3 separate regions of the Homo sapiens genome follow, and all the other regions are linked to region 1. The links are chromatin contacts, found by Hi-C or POLR2A ChIA-PET in ENCODE. All regions are on one chromosome and are shown on one strand. The core of a region is the stretch at or near the end of the contact, and the rest is flanking DNA. Distances in the headings are between cores, read along the strand shown.

Region 1 (3,878 bases), core at 1,379-3,878:
CCCATGGAGCCCCCCTAGTCATTGTGACCACCAAAAACAACTCCACAAATTTCCAAAATGCCTTGAGGGGGCAGTACCCCAATGCAGAGAACCACTGGTGCAGAGTCTACCATAGAAATCAAGACAGGTGGCCGGGCATGGTGGCTCATGCCCATAATCCTAGCACTTTGGGAGGCCAAGGTGGGTGGATCCCCTAAGGTCAGAAGTTCGAGACCAGCCTGGCCAACATGGCAAATCCCTGTCTCTACTAAAAAATGCAAAAATTAATCGGGCATGGTGGCGCATGCCTGTAATCCCAGCTACTCAGGAGGCTGAGGCAGGACAATCACTTGAACCCAGGAGGCAGATGTTGCAGTGAGCTGAGATCATGCCATTGTACTCCAGCCTGGGCTACAGAGTGAGACAGAATCTGTCTCAAAAAAAAAAAAAAAAAAAAAAATCAAGACAAGTGATAGCACATATATTAGTCAGGGTTTTTCCAAGAAACCGAACCTATAGGATCTGTGTCTACAGCTTTATCTAGAAAGAGAGAGAAAGAGGAATTATTTTAAGGAATTTTCCTTAGTTCCTTAAATTAACTCCTAAATTATTTATTAATTCCTAAATTATGAATTCCTTAAAATAATTCCTCTGTTTTAAGGAATTAGCTCACACACAGTGGGGGCTGACAAATATGGAATCAACAGGGTGTTGGGTGGAGACCCATGAAAGACTTGATGTTGCAGTCTTGAGTCCTCAGGCAGTTTGGAAACAGAAGCCCCTCTTTCCCTGGGGACCTCTGTCTTTTTCTTATAAGGCCTTCAACTGTTTGGATGGGGCCTGCCCCCATCATGAAGAGTAATGTGCTTTACTCAAAGGCTGCTGCTTTAAATGCTAGTGACATGTGAAAAGTACCTTCACAGCAACATCTAGGCTAGGGTTTGACCAAACAACTGCGTACAATGGCCTAGCCAAGCTGACATATAAAATTAACTATCACAGCATATGACAAAGAAGTTGAAGAAGTTTCCATCCTATAATAGGAACTCAAAGGGTAGTCACTGTAAATATCTTCATGTGTTTTTCTTTGCAGCATAACCAGTGTGCAGCGTTCAGACAATGGGTCGTATATCTGTAAGATGAAAATAAACAATGAAGAGATCGTGTCTGATCCCATCTACATCGAAGTACAAGGTAAGTCCACAGACCAGAGTCCCATTGCCAGAGAACTGTTTGTTTTAGGGCCTGTGTTAAATGTTTTGTGTATAATACTCTAGAGTTTTGCCTGCCTATTTATAACTCTGTATGCAAACCTTGCAAATCTATCAGCACTGAAATTTTACAAGGTACTCCACTTTGTAGTCTATAAGTAATAATGAAATGAATTCAATTCCTGAAGTTTGAGCTCTATTATAGGCATTACAGGTGAGATAAAAAGAGATTTTGGACTTCCTTGTCCACAGATTATTGACAATAAAAATAAGCTGAAGACTTCTTTTTAAGAAGCAAAATGCTTTCTACTATCCAGTTTCCAGTACTGGTACCAGATACCACTCACCTGGTCAAGTGGCTGTTGGCTTATTATTCAGCATCTTTTCCTGTCTTGCCTATGCAGACAGTGAAACCCTGGAGGGTGAGTGGTTTTCCTCGACTGGCTCAACAGCTCAGCCTGAGACTTCTTTTGGGCACTGGTATCTGTCAGGTGCATGGTTCAGAGAAATTCCATGACATCATATGAAGGTCCATGGGGATGAAGAGTGAGACATCAGGCTAGGAAAAGGCAATCTCTGCCCTCAGGGAACTTGAACTCTAATGGGCAATGTGAGCTGATGCACAGGTGAACCAGGCCAGGTGAGCCCAGGTCCTGGTTTGGTGCCCTGATTTGGGGGTTTGCATGCCTGGTTCTGCAATGGCAGTGCTGCAAGGAGGAAGCATCTTTATTATCACCCTCAGAGGTCACTCCTCACTACCCCTGGGGGCTTCCCTCTGGGGGCCTTGTGCCCCTCCTCTCTGAGGTGCCCCTCTTAGCAGAGCCATTAGGTCACCTCCCTTTTCTACTTTATCCTGACCTTCCTTGTCACAGGCTTTAGAGCAGGTGATTAGCTTTTCAGTCAGAAACATCTCCCACTGAAAGTCTGCTATGCTACCCATTCTTTTGTGAACCTGAAATTGATGCCCACCAATGTGGAGGGAAGCCTCAGGGAGCACAGATGGAAGGAGGAGGAGTGAGTGGGGAAGACAGAGGGGAGGGGGAAGAGACTCCCTCAGAGGAGTCTCTTCATGACCTTTGCTCTAGGCCCATCCCAGGCTGGACAGCTCTTTCTCAGGGTTACGTCAACATCAGCCAAAGAGGGGGTTTCCTACATTTGCAGCTAATTTGGGAAAAAAATATTTACAGGAGATTTTATTTGTCAGAATCCCAGAAAAATGCCCAGAGCAGGAACATATTAAGTCCAAACAGAGTTTCAAAAAAACCTTGAAACAGGATAAAAGAATTCCATTTCACATAACTGCCACGTCATTCCTGCTGGAACCAGATCTGTGAGTTCCCAATCCCCAAAAGAACACAATTAGCTGGACTCGTTATATTTTTGAACACCTGCCCCAAATGAGTACTGACTGGCTTTCTCTGAGCTTCCTTGGGACCTTGATTTTGGAAAGTACGGTAGATTTAAGGATTGTAACTGCAACTGTGTTTATACAGTTTTCATGAGAATTTGCTTTGAAAAGCACTCAGCCTTATACAAGGCTGTGGATTTTAAAATTCCTTATGACCCATCTGAAAGTCACACACATAATAGAATGTCTTCGTACCATGGACAGATCTATTACATAGCTTTGTTTTACTCTGCGTTTATTTTGGTAAGAAATACTGAAAACCTGCCAACTAGTCAGTCCCAGGAGTTTGAGCAACACCTGATGTAAGAACTGCCTGTGGCCTGCCTTCTGGTAAAACCAGTTCTGAGTCACTATTTATAGCCCCTTTGGCAAAGCATCCTAGAAAGCTGGCTTAAAGTAGACTGGCAGGAATTAGCCTCTGTGCTCCTTCTTATCCAACTTAAGGAGGTGAAAACTGATTAATACAGACCTGCCTGAGGCTGTAGATAAAGAACTCTTGTTTGCCAAGGCTGGGCGCGGTGGCACGCCTGTAATCCCAGCACTTTGGGAGGCCAAGGGGCAAGGATCACTTGAGGTCAGGAGTTCGAGGCCAGCCTGGCCAACATGGTGAAACCCCATTTCTACTAAAAATACAAAAATTAGCCAGACCTGGTGGTGTGCGCCTGTAATCCCAGCTACTTAGGAGGCTGAGGCAGGAGAATCACTTGAACCCAGGAGGTAGAGATTGCAGTGAGCCGACATCAGGCCACTGCACTCCAGCCTGGGTGACAGAGCAAGACTCCATCCCCACCCGCCCCCCACAAAAAAAGAAATCTATTGCCAAGTTCTAGTCCAGTTTCCATTCCCCTTTGGGCTCTGTCTCTGTTTTCAGATCTGAAACATTCTTTTGTGTAACGTTTTCTCCGCAGGACTTCCTCACTTTACTAAGCAGCCTGAGAGCATGAATGTCACCAGAAACACAGCCTTCAACCTCACCTGTCAGGCTGTGGGCCCGCCTGAGCCCGTCAACATTTTCTGGGTTCAAAACAGTAGCCGTGTTAACGAACAGCCTGAAAAATCCCCCTCCGTGCTAACTGTTCCAGGTAAGTCCGAGCTGTGGGCTTATTGATTTATTCTCTAATAGCGGACAGGATCAAAAGTTTGGCGACCCTTGCTGTGCACCACTAGCAGGCAGTGGAGACAGATGAAAATACAGGTGTGGCAGCAAAGTTATGGGACCAGGTAGACGGGAAGGCAGGTGGGAATCACAGGTGTGAGAATTCACAGGCCAAGGTGGGGAA
Region 2 (3,878 bases), core at 614-3,113, 110 kb after region 1:
TGTTTAAATATTCCCAGCTTTGCCACTCTCCGTCTCACACCAACATCCAGTCATCTGGAAGATCTTTCCATTCCTCCAGTTCTCTCGTAACTAAAACGATTTCAGACTTACCCCTCACTCCCACAGGTAACTCGCCCTTAACTCTTCTTGTAGAACTTAAATTTCATGTATTGTTCTCTCCTTCTGTCCCTCACTTACTTCCTAAATCTCTGGTGGATGTTCCCCTGTGGTCCTGTTACAGTTATTCTGACCTAAACAGAACTGATCACGTTGCTTACTGGGAAGATGCACATGCAATCTCTAGTGTATAGTAGGTCCTCAATAATTACTGGTGACTGGTAAAGCAGCCAAGGCCTTTGGACTATAAATCGATCTTATTCTACGTTAATAACAATATTAGCACAGGATTCTATTCCCTTGCTGGATATTATTTACATTTGATAATGAATGAACTAATTCTCTTTGACAGCAAAACATGTATTCAGCTTACAGCCGAAAATGCAAGGGAAGGTACACAATAAGACGGATCCAAGCCCTGACCCCTCTGAGCTTTAAGCCAGTCAAGTAACTACTTGTTCTGAAAAGTATTAACTGTCCTATTAACGTTAACCTTCACAACACAATGCCTTGTGTTCAACTGGCCTTGGCCTCAAAGCACTTTCCTGGCACATTCCCTGAATTTAAAGAACGGTTTCCATACAGCTGAGAGGGTCGAGGCAGGGGTAAGTGTAGAAGACGCAAGAAATGGAGACACCCTGGGAACAGAACTCTAGACTGCACTCCAACCGTAGCACTTACTAGGCATTCGACTCCAGGACCTTGACACTCGCGCTCGCTGGCGGCGAGCCCCGCCTCCCCACTGCGCCTCATCTCCCAGACAGGCCCCGCCTCCCCACTCAGGCCCCGCCTCCCCACTCAGGCCCGTCTCCTCACTCAGGCCACGCCTCCCCGCCCAGTCCCGTCTCCGTACTAGGGCTTGCTCCAAGCCCTGCTTCCTCGCCCAACCTGGCCTCCCCACTACGGCCTAACCCCAAGCCCTTCTCGTCCAGCCCCGTCTCCACACTACTGCCTGGTCCTCAACTCCGCCTCCCCACTCCGACCCCATCTCCCTGACCAGCCCCGCCTTTACGCTCAGGCTCCGCCTCCCCGCCGGGTCTTGCCTCCAAATCCCGGCCCCGCCTCCACGCGGCCCCGCCTCCACGCGGCCCCGCCTCCACGCTCGGCCTGGCCCCAAGCTCTTCCTTCCTGGGGCACTCTGTCTCCGCACTCCGGCCTGGTCCCGAGCCCCGCCCCGCCTCCACACGGCCCCGCCACCACACGGCCCCGCCTCCACGCGGCCCCGCCTCCACGCTCGGCCTGGCCCCAAGCTCTTCCTTCCTGGGGCACTCTGTCTCCGCACTCCGGCCTGGTCCCGAGCCCCGCCCCGCCTCCACACGGCCCCGCCTCCACACGGCCCCGCCTCCACACGGCCCCGCCTCCACACGGCCCCGCCTCCACACGGCCCCGCCTCCACACGGCCCCGCCTCCACACGGCCCCGCCTCCACACGGCCCCGCCTCCACACGGCCCCGCCTCCACACGGCCCCGCCTCCACGCTCGGCCTGGCCCCAAGCTCTTCCTTCCTGGGGCACCCTGCCTCCGCACTCCGCCCTGGTCCCGAGCCCCGCCCCGCCTCCACAGTCCCGAGCCCGCCTCCAACCCTGCCCTGTCCCCACACCCAGCTTGGCCCCGAGCCACGCCTCCCACCCCGCCCCCACACTCCCGAGCCCCGCCTCGTCTCCACACTCCGGCGGCGCCTCCCTACCCGGCCCCGCCTCCGCGCTCGGGCTGCCAGCCCTCCCTTGCACGTTCCGGCTCCTCTTCTATCTTCACGCCCACGCTAGGCCCTGAGCCCAGCCTCCACGTCTCGCCGCCAACTCCACATCCTGGCTCCTATCTCTGCCTTCCAGGCATCTCCCAGCTGCACGCTCGGGCCCGGCTCAGAGCCCTAAGCCCTGCCTCCCGGTCCTGGCCGGGTTTCCCAGAACTGCACGGCGCCTCTCCGCCCAGGCCCAAGCGCGAGCCCCTCCTCCACACCCGAGTCCGAGCCCCGCGTCCCGGATTCGGACCCGCCTGCCTGGGGCGGTGCTGCACCAGGTGCGGGTGTGGCAGGCGTCTCGGAGCGCCAGGTGCAGCTTCCTGGTCAAGATGGTCGCCGCCTGCCGCTCGGTAGCCGGGCTCCTGCCACGCCGCCGCCGCTGCTTTCCCGCCCGGGCCCCGCTGCTGCGCGTCGCCCTCTGCCTCCTGTGCTGGACCCCGGCGGCTGTGCGCGCGGTCCCTGAGCTCGGGCTCTGGTTAGAGACAGTCAACGACGTAAGTGGAGTGTCGGGACCCAGGCGTGGCACGTCTCGGGCCGTCAGGGCCGTCGTGCGGCTTCGCTTGACCCCGGGCTTGTTCACCCTGCCTCTGCCGGGTCAGCACCGGGTCCCCTGATACCCTCCCTGAGCCTTTTGTCTGTTACAGCCGGGGAGCGGGGAGCGGCCCCTCCTCCGGCCCGACCTGGGCTGCAGGCAAGAGCCGTCAGGATTGCGCATGGGACGGCCCTCGGGTCCGAGCGCTCGGACTGTTACTGAGGGTCACCATGCCCGACGCCGTGGCCCTCATTCTGCTCTGACATGTTTTGGCTGGATCAGGAATCTCTCGGCACATCTAGCAGCATCTTTGGGATTCGACTCTTCCTGTCCGGATGCAGCCACAGTGGGCCACACCCCTGAGGCCGCAGGGAGGACTTGCCAGCGCTTCAGTTTCTGCATAAACTTAGAAAGCGGGTCTGCCGCTTCCTTAAAAAAAAAAAAGAAAGAAAAAATTTAAATGAGGGGGAAACGTGCAGTAGTCACCCTACCTCTATTTCTCTCTTCTTGAGTTCCTGAATTTCTCTACAGTTCCTGTCACAGTTCCGGGAGAGAGAGTGTGTGTGTAGGTGGGGCGGGACTTGTGATTAGGGAGTGCTTGAAAGGCGAATCTGGAGGCATGAGTGGGTGGAAACTCTTCTTTCCAAGGCAGGCTATTAGAAAACTTGGCGTCTGGTAATTAGAGGAGATGATGTGGGAGAGATGCAGGGGCAGAATTATGGAAAGTCTTGCAAAAGAGAGACAGGAAGTCTGGAAGAGGCATTATCTCCGGCTTCTCTGGGGTCAGATGACTCATCCAGCACTGTTTGGGATGGGTATTTTCCACATGCATGAAATAATGTCCAGGTTCTAAAGATGAGACTTATATTTTGATTTCCTTAACCAGAAAAAGAAAGTAGTTCCAAAGACTACAAATACTTCCCACAACACAAAAGCTACTCAGAGGAACACGCTGGGTATCTTTCTGGATCTTTTAAGACCTAGTGCAGCCATTTCCTCCAGGATTGGATTCTTCTGGGTTGGTGACCTAATTTGTGTGCCAGTTATAGTCTGCACATCTCCATTATTTAATTTCCTGAACGGGAAAAAGTAGAACTCAGTGAACTACTCTCATGGCTTCCTGCTGCTACGATAGTGAATAGTCAATATAACTATATTGGAAGTGAATCAGTTGCATGCATATTGTTGGATTACTTGAACATATCTGTATAGATCTTTGCTAAGTGTACTGTGAACATACCTGCAAAGATCTTTGCCAAGTGTACTTCTTCCTGCATGAGGAAGAGAAGTTTGCTCCTTGAGTGCTGCATGACCTTTAGGCTAATTTTACTCCTGTGTGACCCTGGGCCGCCAGAAGTCTAAAAGCCCTTCTCTCCCAAGAGTGGACTTATATTTTCCACATTTCAGGTTGTCAGAAACAGGAAAGGAGAGTGGGGCTTTCTTTCATTTGTACTGCAAATCTATCAGGAAATTTTGTTTCTTTGTTTTT
Region 3 (3,878 bases), core at 700-3,199, 87 kb after region 1:
TTAAAGTCTTGATCAGAACCTGATGGTGACTAGTTCAAACAAAAAAAACCCACCCCAAAATAGAAAGGTATGCTCATATCTATGAGCAAAATAAGTAATTATAAACATTGAAAAATGTTATTTGGAAGTTTAATATAAACTTAATATTAAATATCTATGCTCATATACAGTACTTTGTATTTTATATTTCTAATTTTAACAGCATAATGTAAAAAATGTACAATGAATAGTTCATCAAACACCCCACAGCCCTCTAAATCCTGTCCAGTATCTTCTGTGTGGTCTGAGCAGGGCTGGGGAGCCCGGGCCAGTTCTGCCGCAGGAGAGTGTAGAAAGCTGAGCCAGCTGTGGCTTCTGGCTTTTCTTGAGACATCAAGAAACGTAGCAGAGAAATTCACTTCAGCACACAGCGTGATGCACCCAAGTGTTGGTTAAAAGTGGTGTGATGAATGAGAATGAAGCTGGGCTACCATTGTTCTTCACATTTAAATCTCCGCACTGAGAATGTTGGTGTTCTTCTTAGCCACATCTGAATATTTGAAAATTTGGAAAGAACTAACTTTCAGATGATCCAGTCATTGGCAAACTCTCATACTGTCTTCTGAGCATAAACTGAAAACAGCGTTTCAAATTCTCTTTCATAGAAACTCAAATTACTTTTGTAAGTGGCTCTTGTAGGCAAAAAAAAGGGAGAGAGGAAACAGGAAGAAACAAGTCGGGTTAATTGTCTTAACCGTGCTGGGGCTCAGGATCAGGAGGTCGAAAGGACAAGGAAACAGACATATGCCAGAAGCACTCGTGACTGGCACGTTGAGACTTGCCCTCCCTTGTGAGGATTTTCTTTCTTTTGTGTTGTTTTTTTTTTCCTTTCTGTTGCTTTTCTTAATGAGTAGAAATGAGAATCAAGCGTCAGGGCAACTCTTGGAAAACAAAAAAAAAAAGACACCAAAGCACTCTTCATGGTGAGCCAGGCCATATGGTCAGAGGTGGGCTGGATAGGAGCTCACCCTGCCAGATGTCCTTGGGCAATCGTGGGCAGGTCACTTGACTTTCCTTGAGCCCCAGTTTTCTCAAGTGTTCAGTAAACATACCAATGCCTTTTTCTGCAACACCCTGTGTAAGAAGGGGAGGAGGCAAGGTCTTCGAAAGAATATTATACTCACAAGAGGCTGTTCTCAATTTGTGGCATCATTCCTTATGCAGTGCAAACCCAGCAACATTTGTCATATTCAAAATATTTTCAGCCAGGCGTGGTGGCTCACGCCTGTAATCCCAACACTTTTGATGGCCGAGGAGAGAGGATTGCTTGAACCTAGTAGTTCAAGACCAGCCTGGGCAACATAGGGAGACCCTGTCTCTATAAAAAATAAAAAAGAAATTAGCCAGGGATGGTGGCATGCAATTGTGGTCCCAGCTGCTCAGGAAGCTGAGGTGGGAGGATCACTTGAGCCTCAAAGCTCAAGGCTGCACTGGGCTGTAATCACACCATGGCACTCTAGATGGGGCAACAGAGCAAGACTCCATCTCAAAAAAAAAAAGAAAAAGAAACATTTTCCCTGATTGTTTCATCAACTCCCTCCAAAATAAACACAGTCATTCATAATTTGAAAAGAGAAAGAGATAGTATTTCGCCTTAGCCAGAAACGCACAGTTGGGGAAGTTCAGAGTGAAGGAGGAGGCCCTCAGTCCTCACCTCAAACAGCCACTGGGCTCAGGAGCTGGAACTACCTTCCTCTTGTCTATCCTGGGGTTTAGCTACTGATGATACAAGCCTCATTGCGCCTCTCCCCAATATGTGGGTTATGACAAGCAATGGTGGCTTGCTTTACCAGGAGCATTTGGGGACATGTGGTGGGTCAGAATGCTATCCCAGGAAGGGGATATTCCCTCTCTGCCTCCATGTCTGCCAGACCTAGCAGAGGTTCCCCACCTGGGAAATGGGCCAAACCACAGTCTCTTCTTTTACAGAGCAGGCTGATTCTAGCCAGACCAGTTCTGATTCATGAAAGTCAAGACTTTTGTAACTTTTCCTGGTCAATGGCAAAAGCAAGTTGGAACTTCTGCTGAGTCCGTGGGAAAGTAACTGACCCAATAATAAACTAGCTACAACAGCAACTTAACTTCTCTAAAGATGTTTAGTAACTGAGTGACAAATGAGAAAATGGGAAGTTTTGTTTTCTTTAATAAATGTTTCAATGATGCACAATGTTCCTATCCTTAGATTTTATTTTCTTTCTTTTAAAGCTCTAAGTGAGAATAGCAGCAAAACTCCCATTCTATTTAACTTTAAAAGGCATATATAATTACTTAATTTTTTGTTATTTAAATGCAATAATTCTGGGCATGGTGGCTCATGCCTGTAATATCAGCACTTTGGAAGGCAGAGGTGGGAGGATTGCTTGAGCCCAGGAGTTCAAGACCAGTCTGGGCAACATGGTGCAATCCCATCTCTACAAAAAACACAAAAATTAGCTGGGCATGGTGCCACATGCCTGCAGTCTCAGCAACTTCAGAGGCTGAGGTGGGAGGATCACTTGAGCCACAGAGGTCGAGGCAGCAGTGAGTCATAATCATGCCACTGCACTTCAGCCTGGGCAACAGAGACCCTGTCTCAAAATAAATAAATGTAATAATTACTTCTAGAAACTGTAACCTGTGGACCACTATTTTAGAATATTTTTACATACAATCTCTCTTATTTAAATGGGATTCCATGGATAGATATATGAAAGAGAAACCAGAGAATTATATCTATTAACTCTTTCTATTCCTTAAGGACATGATAACTGTTAATTAATAGATTTATTGAGACTATACACTTAAACATTCTAATGAAGAAAGTGTTTTCGAACAACAATCATATGAGGTCACCTATAACCCACTCATCCATTTGCAAATATTCACTGAGAGGAAGGCCCTGTTCTGGGCATTGGGATCTTGCAAAGAAAGGCAGTCTAGGCCTTATCACTTCTTGGCCTTTTGGCTAAGATCAAGTGTAGAAAGGCAGTCTAGTCCTTGCTGTCTTGAATAACAGTCCAAAGGAGGGAACAGGTGGCTTTGGATGAATCATTTTCTTTTAACTATAGTCTTCTTTTTTTTTTTTTTTGAGATGGAGTCTCGCTCTGTTGCCCAGGCTGGAGTGTAGAGGCACGATCTCGGCTCACTGCAACCTCTGCCTCCTAGGTTCAAGCGATTCTTCTGCCTCAGCCTCCCAAGTAGCTGGGACTACAGGCATACACCACTACGCCCAGCTGATTTTTGTATTTTTAGTAGAGACGGGGTTTCACCATATTGGCCAGGCTGGTCTCGAACTCCTGACCTCGTGATCTGCCCACCTCGGCCTCCCAAAGTGCTGGGATTATAGGCATGAGCCACCACACCCAGCCATCATTTTCTTTTAAAGAATATTCTTCAGAATACTCTGACTTCCACATTTTGTTGAAGTCCATTCGTAGCATAGTGAAGCAGAGCAGCCACACCTGTAGATGCTATTTAGAGACTCTACAAGAAACCTCCAGAAAAGGGACAGAATGCCTTTCCTGGAAGCAAGCTCCAAGGCCCGGCCCCACATGACTTAAAATTAAAGGGCCATCAGCTGGGGCTTAAAAATCAAAATCCCATTATACCACAGTCTGAGCAGTTCAAGGGGATGCAGGCTGCTGATTTAACTCCACAAGTAGTAATGGCTTGTTTTAACAAACATAGTTTCTCATCATAAAAATGTGTAATTCGCCAGTTTTTTCATCCATACTTCATACTAGATTATCTCTAACGATCTATCTTCAAGTTTGCTAATTCTTCTTCTCTCAGCTCACAGCTACTATTGAGGCCCTCTAGTGAGTTTTTCATTTCAGTTATTGTACTTTTTCAACTCCAGA

What was found. Hi-C counts contacts between places; a loop is a spot of excess contacts on that map. ChIA-PET counts read pairs that join two places held with the same protein, here RNA polymerase II (POLR2A). Pooled maps may share reads with other maps.
Region 2: a map of body of pancreas shows a loop between it and region 1 (5-fold over the local background). The contact joins the promoter of TMEM87B here to the enhancer-like site in region 1. A Hi-C loop is called at or near these places in 8 of 168 maps with a recorded cell type or tissue (Caco-2, GM12878, PC-3 and 5 more) and 11 of 50 pooled maps. POLR2A ChIA-PET finds 5 or more read pairs at or near these places in 3 of 52 experiments (HepG2, MCF 10A and PC-3).
Region 3: a loop to region 1 is called in a map of mammary epithelial cell, with 4 times the contacts of the local background. The contact joins two enhancer-like sites. A Hi-C loop is called at or near these places in 6 of 168 maps with a recorded cell type or tissue (GM12878, PC-3, PC-9 and 3 more) and 9 of 50 pooled maps. POLR2A ChIA-PET finds 5 or more read pairs at or near these places in 6 of 52 experiments (A673, CD8-positive, alpha-beta memory T cell, Caco-2 and 3 more).

Annotation. Positions count from the first base shown.
Region 1 is chr2:111,943,888-111,947,765 of GRCh38, forward strand. It overlaps MERTK (MER proto-oncogene, tyrosine kinase), which reads left to right. Exons shown (of 19, transcript NM_006343.3): 3 at 1,073-1,173; 4 at 3,507-3,680. Among named protein-coding and RNA genes, the nearest start is that of MERTK, 47 kb to the left of the region's middle. Within about 2 kb of position 2,629, at least 17 of the 41 ENCODE cell types and tissues checked have a DNase peak (open chromatin) inside an H3K27ac peak, as active enhancers do; they include PC-9, ascending aorta, body of pancreas and 1 more, where a contact is called at or near this core.
Region 2 is chr2:112,053,406-112,057,283 of GRCh38, forward strand. TMEM87B (transmembrane protein 87B) reads left to right here and starts at 1,864. Exons shown (of 19, transcript NM_032824.3): 1 at 1,864-2,351. The coding sequence starts at 2,187. RefSeq lists silencers at 856-905, 1,106-1,835 and enhancers at 2,566-2,635, 2,666-3,005.
Region 3 is chr2:112,031,307-112,035,184 of GRCh38, forward strand. No RefSeq gene overlaps it. Among named protein-coding and RNA genes, the nearest start is that of TMEM87B, 22 kb to the right of the region's middle. Within about 2 kb of position 1,950, at least 19 of the 41 ENCODE cell types and tissues checked have a DNase peak (open chromatin) inside an H3K27ac peak, as active enhancers do; they include PC-9, where a contact is called at or near this core.